Regions from separate parts of the Mus musculus genome. Here region 2 is linked to region 1. Evidence: chromatin loops called from intact Hi-C (ENCODE). Cell type or tissue: left cerebral cortex. All regions are shown on one strand. Links, peaks and the distances in the headings refer to the core of each region. The heading gives the core; the rest is flanking DNA.

Region 1 (5,372 bases), core at 314-5,313:
GGCTGCTTTGATCTAGTCGGCCACTATTGACAAGTGCCCTTTAATCCCTTTGCTGATGACAACACGCAGGGCTTTAGAAGGCAGCCCATCCCAATGTTAAGACAAACCTGAAAAACTACAAAATTCCTTTCTAATTTGACTGGTCTGAGCTGTGGACATTTTAAATGGTACCCCACTCTGTGTACTTGTCAGAAGTTTGCTGAAAAATGCCTCCTCCATTTGGGACTTAAAACTCAAGAGGACTGGTGCCACCAAAGACAGGTACAGAATTCCCAGGTGCAAAGCCATTCCTGCCCCCACTGTTCTATGTAATTAACCAGCATCAGCATTGGTAAGATAGTTACTCAAAAATAACATCAATCCTGTCTACAAACAGCTCACCCCCAACAATTCTATTTATAATTGTGATTTCATAACAGTCAATCAGTGATGTAAATACAGTAGAAATCATTATTTATTCATTAAAGCTTGGTTTTGTTTTGTTTTGTTTTGTTTTGTTTTTTAGAATCCCAACTTGTCTAAGTCACCCTTGACAGATCTTTTATTGCACTGCTTAAAAAAAAAAATTACTCTGAAGAGCTGGCCATGAGGAAGACACCCGTTTAATCCCAGAACTCAAGAGACAGAGCAGGCAGATCTCTGTGAGTCTGGTCTACATAGCAAGTTCAAGGCCAGCCAGAGCTACAGAGTGAGACTCTTGCTTGAGATAACAAAACCAAAAACTAACTAAAATAAGGAAAAGCTATAATGTATTAATAAGGTCCACTTATCACGCATAAGACAATCTGATACAAATGACTGTTTCCTTGTCAAACAGGAACCATATGGGATAGTTTTCATCCTCAAGTGGAACTGTTCAAAAAAGGTTGGTAAATATTTTGCAAACAGTGATTTACTTGACTCAAAAAACAAACAAACAAACAAAAAACCAAACGTAAACTGACAGTTACTTGATTAAAGCAGCAAAACTGAATTCTTAAAGGGCCCCTTGGGGGCTCGTTCTTGGGCTATCTCTGGGAGTCAATCAATGGACAGTACTAAGAAGGGCCCCCTGCAATTAACTCCTCTTTAGTCCTCCAACAATAAAGTTCCCTCCAGGGGCATAAAGCAGAGTCACCTAATAAATGAATTCAGTCTAATTCCCAAATTATATCAAACTTCTATTTCATTTACGTTATATGGTAAATATGCAGTTCCCCCTCCCCTTTGGTAAGAAATACTTTTTCTGAGAAACGAATATTCATTACTTTTCCAGGATGGCCTGAGACATGAATGCTGATTAAAACCAACTAACCCTGCCACAAAAGACATCCCCACACAAAACACCTTATCACTTCATTATACAAAGCAGCAAGCATTTTACAGGCCAGAAAGCTGCTGCTCTGATAAACGCTCTCCGGATAAAATCACCCATCTTATCTAGTCTGGTCAATCTGCCAGGTGAAAAATGGTTTGCCTTATCACAAAATGTGGAGTGCAGTTTTCTCGAATATCCTGGGTGATAGCCCTTCCTTACAATCAAGTCCGAATCAATGCAGTATCTATGTGCACTCAAATACTGTCATCTTCAACTCAGTTTAGTGTCTGCTTTAAAAAAACAAAACACACACACACACACACAAAAAAAAAACAAAAAATAAAAAATAAGTTCTTTCGTTGGCTTCTTAATGCTCCTGATAGCTTACTTCCAACTCAGAATACAGATACCAAGTTTGTCAAGCACTGCCCCACCCCTCGCAAGAGCGGACGAGTGGAACATTTCAGGGCACTCCATCACGTAGTACAGCTACTGAAACTTCATACCGACCAACACCAGTGCACATTCTCCAGACCGGGCTGACTGTACACTCTCCCCAATAAACACCACCATCAACATCCAGGTTCCATGAGGATAAGAGGTGGGAACACCTACAGACCCGTAATACCACATTCACAACTTTCACCTGCATACTCTCTCTCCTCGTTACTTTCAACAAGTCGTCCCGGGAATCCGCAGTTAAGCATTTGGTAGGTTCGAATCACTCACTACCTTATGTAAAAATCAAAATAACAAGCAGGACGCAGAGGGGAGCACGTCTATGCGCCCTAACGTTAACAAATTTCGCATTTTAAGCGCAGCACACGCCAGGAGCTAGGATCTCCCAATTCTACCCCTCCCCCCGCCGTCTTCCCTCCCCACCCCCTCCTCTCATTCTGGGAAGTCTTTATTGGAGGCATCGGGGTGCTACTCACCGAGTTTTTCCACCAACTTCAGCATCACCCCTCCGATGTGCACCTCCCCGGTCACTCTCAGAGTGACATCACGGTTCAGGTCCGTGACATGGACGCTCAGTTCCCACGTCCCGTCCGCGTAGCAGCCATCTGGCATCCTTATCCCGTCCAGAGCCATGGCTCCCTTCCTGCGAGCGCGGAGGAAATGGCTCTCGTCAGCGTCACTCCCCCAAAGGAAGACAAACCCCACCGAGTCCGCGGCGCCGGCCGCTGCGAGGGAGAAGGCGGAGGAGCTGCGGCTACGCGCGCACAACCAAGGGCGCGAGCGCGGGCGACTCGGCACCCAGACCGTGGCCTCCGCCCGCCGCGCCCGCCTAGCGGACTTGGGCGCCTTCACCTGCCGCCGCCGCCGCTGCGCCCGGACCGCCCCGCGCCTCCCCACCCGGCCGGGGAGACCGCGCCGCGCCGGCGCGCGCTCCGCTCCTCCCGCGGCGTCCTCCCCGCGCCCCGTCCTCCGCTGCGCCCCTCACCGCGCTCCTCCCGCCGGGCTCCCGAGGCAACAGGCGAGGCTGGCGGCACCCGCGTCGCTGCTCGGGAGGAAAGCGAAGCCTCGCGCCGCTGCTAATGGAGTCCCGGCACCGCGGCCCCCGCCCCACCCCCTCTCCCCGCCCCGGCCCCCGCCCCGCAGCACCGCCCGCAGCCGGCCTCCGCCCCCTCCTCTCTGGCTCTTCTCTGACCGCGCTCCCGCGGGGGAGAGGAGGCGGCGCGCGCTCTGGTGGGGCCGGGGCGGTGCGCGCCTCGGGGGAGCGCTGCGGGGGGAGGCGGCGGCCGCAATCTCGGCCCTGCGGAGCGCTGCCCTTTTATGGAAATGAAGGACCAGGCGCAGGGATGGAATCCAACATCCGGGCTCTCGGCTGCGGAGCTGGGGTGGGGGGCGGGGGCTCGCGGGGCTGAGGCGGCGCCTGCAGCGGGGTCCCCGGGGTTCATGCGTGAGAAGCTGCCTCGGGAAGTTCCCAGGCCCCGGGACGTGTGCGGGGAACCCGGGCGCGAAGGCACCGCGCCGGGGAGCTAGGAAGAGAAGTTGGGATGCAGAAACTTTACGATGTCTGCCTTGAACATCCCACAAAAGTAGGAGAAAGGACACAGAGGGGCGGTGAGCCACAAAAGTTGCCTGGCAAGCAGGGTTCCGCACCAATCTGCGGCTCCTGCTGGACTCATGAGAGTCGGCGAGCATTATTAACCCCTGGAACCCAAGTGCCTGCCAGACGCAAAAGCTTGGCTCATGCGCTCCGGCTGGAAAAGGGGGACCTCCCCACCCCACCCCAGGAGGGCAGTGGTTTCCCCGAGACCCCTTCTCCACCCACGCCAACTGTTGGCGCGTACTTGGGACTTTTCCTCCGCAACTTAGAGGACTCAGTATTTTGAATGCACGCACATTCTCTTCCTTACCCTCCCACACACTTCCAAGACATTTAAGTAGTTTTGAACTGATGTTGAGCTGTTAAAGACTTTGACTAGTGACGAAGAAAGGTCCCCGAAGGCCCACTTCCACGTTCCCATTAACTATTACACTCTGTTGAAGGGAACTGTTCAGAATCAGCAAGCCAGGGGTTGCCTCTTCTAGCAATTTATTTAAGTCCAGGAGAGTCCGATAAGATACTGTAAAGGATCTTGGTTTTTAAAAAGTGTCTTGGACTTCGTGAACTGCCCTAGACACTTCAAAGGGGAGCCTACCGCGCAAATAACCCTTTGTTCATCAACACAACAGCAAAAGAAAAAAGCACAGCCTGCAGAAAGGGGTGGACACCCGTAAGGGAGTGAAAGCAGGAAAACTCGAGTCAAATGCCAGAGGTTTGGGAGTGGAAAAAAAAAAAAAAGGGAAACCACTCTGCTAACACTAGCCAGTCATCATGGAGAAACTGATGCACTTCTCCAAGCTTGCCTCTCTCCAGTTATTTCTACTCTGAGACGTTGTGGGTGGTTTACTTAGAAGCAATGTTGTTCAGGGTGGAAACAGTGTTGATGAAATTATGTTGTTGGAAAATACATAGGAGAATATTTTTAATAATGTAGAGAATTAGTTGCTTGGGTTAAAAAAAATCTGTACAGACCAGGCATAGTGGAGCATGTCTTTAATCCTAGCGCCCAGGAGGCAGAGGCAGGCAGGTCTTTCTGAGTTCAAGGCCAGCCTGTCCTACCTAGTTAGTTCCACGACAGCCTGGGCTATTAGAGAGACTCTGTCTCAAAAAGGCAAGCAAACAAAAATCTGTAGAAAACTGTACGTGCCTCTGTAAAATCAAGAACGCACTCATAGCCGGGCGTGGTGGCACCCGCCTTTAATCCCAGCACTCAGTAGGCAGAGGCAGGCGGATTTCAGAGTTCGAGGCCAGCCTGGTCTACAAAGTGAGTTCCAGGACAGCCAGGGCTATATAGAGAAACCCTGTCTTGAAAAAGAAAAAAAAAAAAAATTAAGAAAGAAAGAAAGAAAGAAAGAACACACCCATTTTTAAATATTTAGATTGAAAAAAGACTAGAAGGAAATTCCCCAAATGTTAGTTATTGGGTGATGTGGTCAAGAGAGGTTTTCTTTTGATTGGTTGGTTTTAGTCTTTCTTTTTCTAACTAACTCAAACCTGCCACATCCTGGACTTTTCTGGCACCACTAAGAATTGCATTCCCTGCCATAATCCGTCTCTGTGCGGTGGACAGACTGGCCACAGCAGCTACCAGATTCGTGAGCTGGATTGTCACTTTTTTCCCGTGTGTGTGTGTGTGTGTGTGTGTGTGTTAGCATCCCCAAAGTTAACTATACATTTATGTTATGTATACATTTACAAATAGGTTGGTACAAAAGCTATAGAAAATATACTGGTACCAATTAAAAACAAATATCAAAGAATCAGGGGTCTATCCCAATGGAGAAATCTCTTTATTAAAGAGATTTCATGAAAATTTACACGTCTGTTATTCACCTCATCTGTTTTTTCCCTCACCTTATCTCCAAAAGATCTGTGGCAATATAAAAGGAGGCATAAGCTAGGAGGTAGCAGGCGTTAAAAGTGGCTCAAAACAAGAAAACGATGTGTATGTGTTTGAGTCTTAGAAGGGTGGGGTAAATACTTGAAATGAAATGAGGAATGAGGCCCAGACTTATTCCTAAT
Region 2 (5,372 bases), core at 1-5,000, 130 kb after region 1:
TCTGGGCAGTGCTCCTGACAGACTGCCACTTGCCAATCCTCATACAGCCACACTGCTGGGGTGGTCAGATCCAAACCCACATTGGATGCCTGAGCCTCAGAGGTGCAGCCTTCATTCCTTCAACTGCTCTGCAGTTTCACGCCTCTGTATCCTTGGATATGCTGGCCCCAACTGAGAGGAACCCCTTTCTCTAATCCCCGTGCTTCCTCTGACTCCTGCAGACTCAGTCTTACATCCACGGTGGCCTGTGCGTCCCTTTGGATGGGTGAAATACATACGGCACTGTGTTCCCTCACTACTGCTTACTGCATCACTTTCTAGCTGCGTGACCTTGGTCAAGTTCATTAATAACACTGAGGCTACATCCTTGTAGGATGAAAGTCAACATCAATTTGCTCCACAGTGAAAATTACTTTGTGAGCAGAGTAAGGTGTTAAACTTGTCAGTCTAGTGCAAGCACTCTAAGGCTAAGCTAAGGGAGAGACAGCTTTACTCTCCAGCCCCCCTTTCCAGGATGCTCTATGCTCTCACTCCCCTGCTCCCTTTGATATTTATTGTTTTTACTTTATGTGCACTGGTGTTTGGCCTGCATGTATGTCCGTGTGAGGGTGTCAGATCATGGTGTTACAGACAGATGTGAGCTGCCATGGGGAGTATGGGGGCTGGGATTTGAACCAGGGTCTTCTGGAAGAGCCCTCGGTGTTCTTACCTGCTGACCCATCTCTCCAGCCCCTCTGACCTTGCTTTCTGGGTCCACTAAGTTCTGTGTTTTTATCTGCAGGAAAGACCCATGGTGATGTGTGGATCATTTAAAAAGAAATGGGATGGGAAGCCTCTGAAAGACATGGGTTTCCAAACAATGTGCACAGAGGTACTGTGCTAGCACATACAACTACTAAGTCCGTCCTCAGTGAGTTTATAATCAAGAGGTGACCTAACAGAGTCCATATGAGTCTCATCTTTAAAAAACTAACAACCTTTATTGCCTTTATTGTCCTGAAGAGTAGCAAGAAATTTCCTGCTATGCTACCTATACCTGACTTGGAATGTGCTGAATCTGCCATCATAGTTACTTGCACCTAATGCATGCATGCTTTAGCATTATCAGAATCACTGATGCAATTCGGTACCAAGTCATCGAATACCTGCTTTATGAGTACAAAGATAAAGGTGGTGGACTCTGACCAGAAGCTACTAAATAAACCGAAAGGAAGCTAAGCCATCAATACACATAATTAATATAGATCAGAATAAATAATATAAGATGTATAGAGGGCCAAAAGATCAGGAAAAGACATTTGAGTAAGGGCACTGAAGCCCATAAAGTTAATACTGTATGGTACAAATTATTGATGGCCAATAACTTGTTACTACTACATATCATATATATTAATAACTGCTGCATGCCACGTCAGATTATGGATTACCCTTCCTCATTCTGATTTTAAACCTACCCGTGTTGCCTAAAGCATCGTTCAGACCTTTATGACAGTCCCATTTAACAGATGTGAAAACCGAGGTCGTGCAATTTTTCTAGGTTAAGAAGCAAAAGTAAAAATATGTAAAAAGGACCCAAGAGATATGAAAACATTCTATACAGAGGGTACGGACCCACTTCGCACTGCCACTTCCTGCAGTTCTTTCCTCTTGTGCCCAACACATCCACTGTGAATAACACATTGTAACTCTCCTTTCCCGTCAGGGCTTTTCTCTTCTCAGGTTTTAAGCTGAACTGTTGATTCTCATAAAAACACTCAAGCATTTCCACTCACTCCAGGACATGTTATTTAAATCACAGGAGCTTCAGGAGACACGAGACCGAATCAGATATCCAGGTGGACAAAGCCCCTGGTACGGTCAAGAAACTAAAGCTACTGGCTTGGGGATCCGTTCCTGGATACCCTCCAGGGGATGGCAGCAGCACTCTACTCACCCAGGAGGCACAATCCCCGGCGGAATCCTCCCCTCCTGACCCCGCTAGCAGCTTGGGCGCTGCCATCTGCTCTTTTACCCTTCACCTGCCGAGGCACCCCGCGCAACCTGCATCCTAACCCGAGGCAGGCATCGCGGGGGCAACCGAACCCCCAAACGCCGTCCAGCGCGCGCCGAGCCTGGCCCGCCCCTGGCCAGCCACTTACGGTTCCAGTACACCGGGTAGCACTCTCCTTGAGTGACATCCACCTCGTAGAGGCCGCCGCGCACGCACACCGGCTCGATGGTCACCAGCTCCTCCATCTCCGGCTCAGGCCCCGCCGCGCGCGGGCAGAAGCCGCAGGCGCTGTCCTCCTCGTCTTCCTCCCCGAAGCTGGAGCTTGGGCCACACACCCGGTCTCCATCGCGGCCCGCCGCCCGGGCCTGGGCGCCCGTGGTCTGCAGCAGGGTCCGGAAGGCGAGCTCGATGCGCAGAGAGTCGTAGCCGATGAAGGGCTTCCAGGTCTTCTTGTCTTCCTTGTAGAACCAGCGCACCTCCTCGGGGCCCAGCTCCGTCACCACCTCGTAGCGGTGCCGGGCGGCTGCGCCGCCGGGCCGGGCGCGCTTCCTGTCCCCGGGGCCCCCTCCCGCCGCCCCGCCGCCCCCCGAGTTCTGGGCGACGAGCGGCGGCGGAGGCGAAGAAGAGCTGCCGCCGCCCGCGCTCTCGCCCTCGCTGTAGTAGCGCAACGACGAGCCGGACTCGGCCGAGCTGAAGTCGTAGGTCTCGTCGCTGAGGCACGGGTCCAGAGCCAGGTGGCTCAGGTCGTCGGCGCCCGGTGCCAGGTGCAGCGGCTCGGCGCGCAGCAGCGACAGCGGCACGCTGTCGCCCGGCTGGTGCTCGAAGCAGCAGCCGCCGCCGCCGAACACGCCCGCCGCGTCCGAGCCCAGCTCCCAGGCACCGCCGCCGCGGCCGTTACGCTCGGGGCTCCGTGGGGCGCCGCGGCCCGGGTAGTTCATGCCGCCGGCGCTTCCGCCACACGCGCATCCGACGCCGCCGCCCTCTCGGCCCGGACTTTATAATCTTTCAAATCCCGAGCAGGGCAGCAGCTGCGGCCGAGGCGACTCCGCCTCCCCGCCGGCCCCCGGCCGCCGCAGCGCCGTTCCGGGGCCCGCCCCATTGTTACGCAGCCCTGCGTGGGCGGGGCCACAGGGGCCCCGCCCCCAGCCGCGCGCGCCTCCCCGGAAGGCCCGAGGACTCTGCTGGAGCTCCCGTTTGGCGCTAGGCTGTACGTAGTCTTCCGCGCCTGGAAGCGGGGGTCAGACGGGGTCGCGGCGGTCTCGGCATCCGTGGAGCCCCTGCCTCACGACTTTCGACGCAGTGGCTCCGCCCCCTCGCTTCCACGCCCCTGGATGCCAGCCGCAGTGAGGCTCTCGCCCACTCATCTTTACACTTTCGGGTCATGAGCCCCGTGGGTGATTCAGCTGTATGCCCAGAGGGGCCCTGGAAGTTGCTAGCTCACGTTCCTGGCTTTAGGCCTGCTTTCAGCATCCGAAAGACCTGCTCGGTCACCTGGTTTGGCCCTTTCCCAACCTTCAGCCCATTCATACAGAAGGCACCCCACCTCTACGCCTGCTGCTCACCTGGGCACGACCACTCCCACTTACAAAACTGGCGTCCTAGAGTCACTGTGCCAGTTCTTTAGATTGCTTGCCCTCTTGTCCTTATGCTTCCTGTTCTTTCTGTAGTGCAGTAAGGCCTTGGATGGAAACCAAGTCCCTATGTCTTAGTCTTTTCCCACAGTCTGTGCGCATTCGATGTACCTTGGTTATAACTAACTGGTCTTGCCAGCCTTGTGTGGTAGATTATTAGACTGAAAGAGGAAAAAAAAAAAAACAAAAACCTAGGTTCTAAACTCAGCTTTGCCACCTCCAGGCAAGTCACTTAATCTCCTTTATCTATTTGTCTTATTCCTTGCTATAAGTAGGAGATCGTTGCACCGGACGGTCTCTAGTAATTCTATGGCTTTTAAGCCTTCCCAAGTTTGGTTTGGTTTTTGTTTTTAGTATAACTCTGATTCTGTAACTCACTTCCTGGTTTCAGGGAGACACGGAGGCTCTGTTATGTTAGACTTCCAAGACAGAGTAAAGAGAAGACAGAGACCAGAGTCTGACCTCAACAGATGGACAGTTTATTTCAAACAAAGAAGGAAAGACACTCTCCGGAGGGAAATGGGTGTCTTAGAAGGGAGTAAACTAGCTGGGGCCCTTTATAGAGGCAAGTGGGTGGCTTGGAAATGAAATTCTTGCAGCCATAGAGCTATGTGTCGGTCTATGATGTACCTTTCCTGGAATTATCTGTTTTATTAAAAGGCAGTTCATTTTGGGGAACAGGCTGCCCCAGCAGAGATTATTTGGACTGTGGCTGACTGATGAGTTTGGTCAAGGTCAGCTGTAACTTCATAGAAATCCTGTTTTATAGCTGAGGCACTCTGTCACCTCAGACCATTCTCTTAAATTGAAAAAAAAATTCATTTTATAAACCCATCCTATCTTGAGAAAACAATCTCCAATCTTGCTCTTACTTCAAGAACAGACAGTCTTCACTGTTAATGTTTACTTTGTGGAAACAGGTCAGTAGGGCAAGTTGTCTTGCTCTCAGGATGTAACCTGTCAGAGAGCCTTCAAAGTCATTATTTCAATCAGGCTCATCTCTGTTGTGCCCTGTGCTTTTGGAGGGATCTGTTGGAAGGCCCTGCTTTCTATGGGCAGATGATACTGTTGCAATTCATGATAAATAGAGGAACATGGGTGGTATTTTCTACCATAACGACTGGATTGGCTGGATAATCTTGCTCAGTGAGCAGTCTGTCCACTTGTACATTACAGCCCCACTAACAAAGCATCTGCATTTCTGCATCCCAAATTCTTTCCCAATGTCTCTATTAATAGTATGCAGAGTAAGAAATTGAGTATGAACTTTGAACTGTGTTTTATTCATGGAGGCATTGATCCACACTGTTCTGATAGTTACCCATGTACAGACACTTCTGTATGCTTCCGATGCCAAAGAGAACCAGGATCCTCTAGCTTAGGAGATGCTATATTAAAGTGTAATTAAAAGTGGTAGATACAGTGTCAAGTCTCAAACCCTGGGACAAATGGCTACGGTGCCTATTAATATCAAAGCAGACCTGACCTCCAGGTTCTCCCAGCATCCCTTAGTCCCTGCCTGTTACAGGATATGGCTGGCATACCCTGTCTTCTACCCCAGAACTCTCCAGCCCAGGGGCCAGGCTGCCCTTACCCAGGTGCCTCTTCCCTGTATAATCCAGCCATTTTGTACTTTAGTACATTTGCCTCTTTTGTACTTTTGACCTCTTAGCTACAGCACCCAGTTCTTCTCTCTCCCCCACACAGCCCTGCTCAGTCTGGTCACCTGGTCCTCTGGACTCTACCAGATG

The links. Hi-C counts contacts between places; a loop is a spot of excess contacts. Peaks named below come from ENCODE experiments on the same cell type or tissue, not always from the same donor. Only the 100,000 strongest peaks of a DNase experiment are listed, where the experiment ranks them.
Region 2: it touches region 1 in a loop (2.9-fold over the local background); 1 of 42 quality-filtered maps calls a loop at or near these places.

Annotation. Positions count from the first base shown.
Region 1 is chr14:45,527,193-45,532,564 of GRCm38, forward strand. It overlaps Fermt2 (fermitin family member 2), which reads right to left and starts at 2,873. Exons shown (of 15, transcript NM_146054.3): 1 at 2,742-2,873; 2 at 2,233-2,399. The coding sequence starts at 2,389. It overlaps Gm46452 (a long non-coding RNA gene), which reads left to right and starts at 3,030. Exons shown (of 3, transcript XR_001781252.2): 1 at 3,030-3,364. In left cerebral cortex, for the core only: CTCF peaks have their summits at 2,578 and 2,778; DNase peaks (open chromatin) are centred at 1,915, 2,469, 3,035 and 3,330; H3K4me3 peaks cover 3,112 bases; H3K27ac peaks cover 2,272 bases.
Region 2 is chr14:45,655,084-45,660,455 of GRCm38, forward strand. It overlaps Ddhd1 (DDHD domain containing 1), which reads right to left and starts at 3,060. Exons shown (of 14, transcript NM_001042719.2): 1 at 2,139-3,060. The coding sequence starts at 2,928. It overlaps Mir5131 (microRNA 5131), which reads right to left and starts at 2,970; the gene lies at 2,878-2,970. In left cerebral cortex, for the core only: a CTCF peak has its summit at 3,016; DNase peaks (open chromatin) are centred at 45, 224, 763, 1,926 and 5 more places; H3K4me3 peaks cover 3,690 bases; H3K27ac peaks cover 3,441 bases.